Linked DNA regions of Homo sapiens: region 1 is linked to region 2. Evidence: chromatin contacts called from ENCODE Hi-C or POLR2A ChIA-PET data. All regions are on one chromosome and are shown on one strand. The core of a region is the stretch at or near the end of the contact, and the rest is flanking DNA. Distances in the headings are between cores, read along the strand shown.

Region 1 (2,879 bases), core at 92-2,591, 580 kb after region 2:
TTCTTTGTTTTCTTCCAATCATCTTTCAGCTCCTTGCCACACTTGGTCTCTGGTACCTCCTGGCTGAGCAAGCTTGGGCAATTCCTGAACCTCTCGGAGTCTGATTTCTCATCAGCAAAGTGGGCGTCATGGGCTGAATTATCTCCCCTCAAAATTCAAGTGTTGAAGTCCTAACCCCCGAAACCTCAGAATGTGACCTCATCTGGAGATAGGGGCTTTAGACTACGTACTGGGTACAGTGTACACTGCTCGGGTGATGGGTGCACCAAAATCTCAGAGATCACCACTATAGAACTTATCCATGTAATCAAAAACCACCTGTACCCCAAAAACTATTGAAATCAAAAAAAGAAGTCATGGCGTTAAAATGAGGGCTTAATCCAATCTGACTGGTGTCCTTGGAAGAGGAAATTTGGACATTCAGAGAGACACCAGGGATGCACACAGAGAGGAAGACCACGTGGGGATGCAGTGAGAAGGCAGCAGCCATCTGCAAGCCGAGAGAGGCCTCAGAGGAAACCAAACCTGCCAACACCTTGATCTTGGACTTTCAACTTCCAGAACTGTGGACAAATGAGCATCTGTTGCTGAAGCCACCCAGTTTGTGGTATTTTGTTAGAGCAGCCTGGGCAGATTAATCTAGTGCGTACCAGTGCTCCTTCATGGAGGGCTATGGGATAAAATAGATGACATGAGAGTGTTGGACAGGGTACAATACATCCTAGGTATTCGGCAAGGGTGAGCTTCCTTTTCAAGAAGCCGTCACAGAATGCTTTAGCTCACAGAGCCTTTCTCAGATCGTCTCTTACACTCCTTCTGTTTATTTGATTGATCAATCATTGCTCCTTAATCACTGATTGAGCTCTGTGGTCTGGTTGTTGAACCCTGGCAATGGGTGGTCTGTGCAGCCACACTATTTGCTGCTCTTGCACTTCCAAGACCTGAAGCTAGAGCTGGTGCTCAGAGAAGAGCTGCCCCATGGTAGCAAGTGTCTGTCACTGGCTCTTTCTGGGGCAGAGGGAAGCTCCTGAAACCCTGCCCTCCCCACCTCCTCCACCAAGGGTCCCCCTGCTCAGCACTTTCTGCATGGCTTCCTGGTGGCTGTCTTCCAAGGCCTGCTTTCTGCCCCAGGACCTTACAAAGGCTGCTTTGATGAAAAGTTTGAGGCAAAGTGACTGTGTCATTTGATACAAGAGGCTCAAGGGGGTAAAAAGTGTAGCTTTCTTCTATTTTTGGATTTTCTAGCCCAGCGGAGAATGATCAGCTGAATGGGACTGGGGCGGAAGCCAGGAGCAGAGGGAGGAAATGCACCCAAGCTGGAGAGCCCCTGTGATTAGCAGCTGGAAGCCTAGAGCGTGACCTGCTTGTGAAGAGGCGCCTCTGCAGGCAGACTCTGCGCCCAGAGCTGGAAGGCATGCAGGGGCCACTTGCCCTGGGGCCACCAGACTCCTTCCTCCAATGGCCTGCTCCAACGGTCCCTGCCCCTGCAAAATGCACAGAGCCTGCTCCCTCCCTCCCTCCTGTTGATGGAGTACAGGCCAAGGATAGTCACTCTCTGGGTGAGATTTGAGAGGCACCACAAAAGCCCCTTAACCCTGGGGTCTCCGTCATCCACCGCCAGGGCAGTGGCACAGGGCCCTGCTCTCAGTGGGGGCTCTCCACATGGCTTAATGCTCTGCTGTCACCGTCGTGGAATTCATGATGGGACACTGCATTGTCCTCTTGCACTGGGCCCACAAATTCAGGAGCCGGACCTCCCCACCTCTCCCAGTTCTTGAAATTCAGGTTAGCAGTCACTTCCCTTCCCTGCTCTGGCTGATACCTCTCATCTGTGTAGCTTCTTATTCACCACCAGCCTCCACCTTGTTATCTCACTAATTGTCACTATAACCCTGTGAGGGACTGACATCTCTCTGACTCGTGGCCCTTTGTAGGATTTGCCCCACGAGCTCAGGCCTTTTGATGCCACCCCTTTGCTCTCTTTGAGGAACAAAAATGCCTACCTCCTGAAGCTATCTGTAATCCCCTCCTACTTAAGTGTAAGAAATTTGCAAGTCCGAAACCCATCCTCCACTTCACTCTTAAGAGCCTAAAAAGCCCTCTGAGGGCGCTTAATAAATACTAACTAATGAACCTGCAGCTGCTGCTCCTTTGGCTAATTAAATCTAAGTAAATCACAGACTTTGAATTATGCAACAAGGCTTGGCCAAAACAGCTTAAAAATGTGGGAGCCCTAGCTTTTCTGCTGTGCCCTGTGGAAAAATCCCATCTTTTAATCATGCTTAACCTTCCTGAAGAACAGCAGCAACCTTTAAATAATGAATGAACGTATATTAGCAAGATTTCCCCAAAGCTACACGTGGGAGTCAGATCAAAAAAGGGACAGAAGCAGACACAGGCCTGAGGGCATTCTGGAACTTTCTGCTCAGCCCTGGCCTGCAGGGTGAAATCATTTGGTTCCCCAGAAGCCCAGAGCATGAACTGGTGAAAGGGAGGAGGGGCAGATATGCTGCCACAGGCTCAGCTTCCTGATGTGGCACAGTAAGCTCCTGCCACCCCTAGCCTGCGGCAGAGGTTAATGGAAACCCCATAGCACTTCTGAAGGGCTGTGCACTCGGTTGTTCTCCCTCTCATTCCCCCTAGAAGACCCTCCTGGCCAAGAGCATTGTCTTCATAAAGAGAACAGATTTTGTTTTTTTTTTTTTTTTCTGGTAGGGTCTTGCTCTGTCCCCCAGGCTGGAGTGCAGTGGCACGATCACAGCTCACTGCAGCCTCAACCTCCCAGGCTCAAGTGATCCTCCCTTGTTAGCCTTCCCAGTAGCTGGGACAGCAGGTGCATGCCACCGTACCTGGCTTTTTTTTTTTTGGAGATATGGGAT
Region 2 (2,796 bases), core at 213-2,712:
TGGGTGAACGGGCTGGATTGGCTGAAAGATGAAAGGCCTGGGGGGTCTGGGTCACGCACAGGGAAGCTTGGCCCTGCTGTTTGGCTCAAACAACCCTGTTACCAAAGAGATAGAGGAACTAACAGGAATAGTCATAAGAAGAGGCTGGGAAGTGAAACTGGCACCTTGTCCCCTCTACATCCTCTTCTACCCACACTGGGAAGTGGGTAGGGTGGACAGGGTAGTGAGTGGAGGGAGAGGGCAGGGCCCCCTTTCAGCCTCAGGTCCCACAAAGGTTGCTTCATGCCGTCCCACTGATCCCTGTTTCAGCCCTGAGGGTGGCATGAGATGACAGCACGGGGGGCCCTTCTCTTGTTCCAAGACGGGAGGTAAAGCCCACCACCGACTTCCTGGACAGGCGGGGGCCGCAGTGGGGGTGGGGAGCTGCCTTCTATGTGCCTGGAGCCCCCTCTCCGGTGCCCGCCCACTGACGGCCATGTACATTTTTAGCTGGAACATTTTCCTCCTCAGCGAGCTCCCCAGAGTTAGGCCCTCTGTTGCTATGGAGACGCGCTGGGGAAGATGCGCATGCCTGGTTTCATCAAGTCCTCGGAGAGCTTGGAACACAACCAGTTCGGTGGGAGTGAAAGATGGCGCTCAGGAAGCCCTAGGAAAGGCCTCTCCCTCTCCAGAGGCGCTGGCTGGAGATCTTGCGGCCAGGGGGCGGGGGAGGAAGAGGCTGTCCTCACAGCGCCTCTGTCAGCCCTGGGCAAAGCCGTAGCAAGGAACCACACACACGGATGAGGCGTGCAGAGGCCAGGGGAGGACAGGGTGGCTGCAGGCGGGGTGGAGCCTCAGGCAGGGTCTTACGCTCTCGCCAGATGGGAGCGGTGCTGACTCAGGGCTGCCTGGGACCAAGGGTAGTGGCCAGGCTGGCCAGCAGGGCACCAGGCCTAGCTGTTCCACCCACACCAGACCCAAGGGCCAGACCCCAGCAGCTCACAATGGAACACGGCCCACAGGGAGGAGGGAAGGAGGCCAGCCGACGGGCCGCCAGACACAAAATTAAGCACCAAAAATGGAGGGTTTGAGCCCTGTGAGTTCTGCCCAGGAGGGAGCCACACAGGACAGAAGGGAAAGGCCGGCAAGGCCTCCCAGAGAGGGCCAGGGCCGGAGTGGCTTCCACACGTTAAGTTTTCTATATTGAGCTTCCACATGGGATTCTGTTTGAAAAATGGGCTCAACTGCTAAAAACAAGTCTGAAAACCCCTGATATCAAGAAGTATGTGGGTGTTTGGGAAGGGGCCAGATGTGTCTGCAGGCTGGTGTGTGTGTGTGTATTCTCAGTTTCGGAGGTTTGCAGTAACTTCCTGTGTGTGTCTGTAGGGAGGAAAAAGCTCAGGGCTTGCTGGCCGGAAGCCCTGGCCAGGTTGGAATCCCAGCTCTGCCACTGACAAGTGCTGTGACCACGGGCAAATGGCCAACTTTCTCTGAGCTGTGGTTTCCTCATCTGTAAACCAAAGCAATGAAACAGTCCTTCCTCGCGGGGCTCTTGTGAGGATTCTGCAATGATCAACTTGAAAAATCACCGCGGGGGCAGACAGCAAACAGCAGCGCCTTCAAGATGAGCAGAGGGTCCTTCCAGGTGGGGAGCGGGTGGAGTGACTGATCTCTCTAGAAGCTGGGAGAGGGCATGGCTCTCTGTGGGGGAGGACTGTAGGCTAGGGTGGGTTGGCTCATGTCCCCCCACCCTGGGATGTTGACCTTAGAACCTGAAAGGAGACACCAGGCTGGGGTCAGGCTGGGGCCCAGAGGCCCAGGGCCTGTAACAGGATCTTCTGCCACCTGCCCCTGACACCAGCCGAGTTCATGTTTGGTAGCAACTCAGCGCTGTTTGCTGCCTGACAACTGGGCAAGACACAGCCCCAGGAAGATGCGAGGTCTCACCTACTCTGCCCTGAGCCCAGCGCTGCACCTAGGACCTGCAGACAATCCTCCTGGCACCCCGACCCTCCCAGAGAACAGGCCTCCTGGGAGATGGTGGGAACAAGAACTGACATCTCAATTTCATCCAAATGTCCCAAGTGAATCCCCCATCCCTCATCCTGGTGAGGATGTGCCCCACGCTGAGAGAGGAGACCAGATCTGCTGAGAGGCTTCCAGTTTTTGACCGTCCCTTGGGAGATGCCATGGCTGTGCTGCCAGCCCACAGGGATTCGAAAGTGATGTCCAAGTTGTTTATGGTGATCAGACATCGTACCTCCAAGGGGGCGCTTTGGGCTGGTTATAGCCACAGACATGATTCCAGGGAGGTGCAGGGCTCTGGGGGAAGTCCCCAGAAATTCCCACCTCAGGACCCTCCTTCTCTCCCTTCCTGGATCTCAGGGAGTGGGGATGTGTGGCCACATCTCAAGTGCTCGAGACTCTGCTCTCCCAGGAAGCCTTCCCTGAGGGCGGAGCTCCTCCTGACCACACAACCGCCTCAAGGTCACGCTTAGTTACTGTGGGGCTCATGGATGTGATCCCTGTCCTGCCCCTCCCCAGGCTGAGAGGGACAGCGCCCCAGCCTCCTGCCTGCTTTGTTATTCCCCAAAGGACAGCAGCTCAACAAGGCTCAGAGCTCAGGATGTAGCCCAAATGCAGAGCCAGGGAACCCAGAGACACCCACACACACACAGATGTGGACCTCCGATCAGGGATGCTGCCCACGTGGAGCTTGGCAAGCCCTGCCTCTTACGGCCACGCAGGTGCAGAACCTAAGGGGCCTAAGGTCTTGCTAGGGTCTGGGCTCACACTCAGTGGGGAGCCTCCCTGTGG

Evidence for each region. A loop is a pair of places that touch in the nucleus more often than their neighbours do. ChIA-PET counts read pairs that join two places held with the same protein, here RNA polymerase II (POLR2A). Pooled maps may share reads with other maps.
Region 1: a loop to region 2 is called in a pooled map, with 4 times the contacts of the local background. The contact joins two enhancer-like sites. A Hi-C loop is called at or near these places in 1 of 37 single-sample maps with no recorded cell type and 2 of 50 pooled maps. POLR2A ChIA-PET finds 5 or more read pairs at or near these places in 1 of 52 experiments (PC-9).

What each region holds. Positions count from the first base shown.
Region 1 is chr2:46,489,198-46,492,076 of GRCh38, reverse strand. No RefSeq gene overlaps it. Among named protein-coding and RNA genes, the nearest start is that of TMEM247, 11 kb to the right of the region's middle. RefSeq lists enhancers at 1,124-1,173, 1,284-1,343, 973-1,505, 1,364-1,663, 1,506-2,038. Within about 2 kb of position 1,341, at least 17 of the 41 ENCODE cell types and tissues checked have a DNase peak (open chromatin) inside an H3K27ac peak, as active enhancers do.
Region 2 is chr2:47,070,262-47,073,057 of GRCh38, reverse strand. All of the region lies in intron 19 of TTC7A (tetratricopeptide repeat domain 7A), which reads right to left. Among named protein-coding and RNA genes, the nearest start is that of STPG4, 84 kb to the left of the region's middle. RefSeq lists enhancers at 1,093-1,950, 765-2,796. Within about 2 kb of position 1,462, at least 35 of the 41 ENCODE cell types and tissues checked have a DNase peak (open chromatin) inside an H3K27ac peak, as active enhancers do.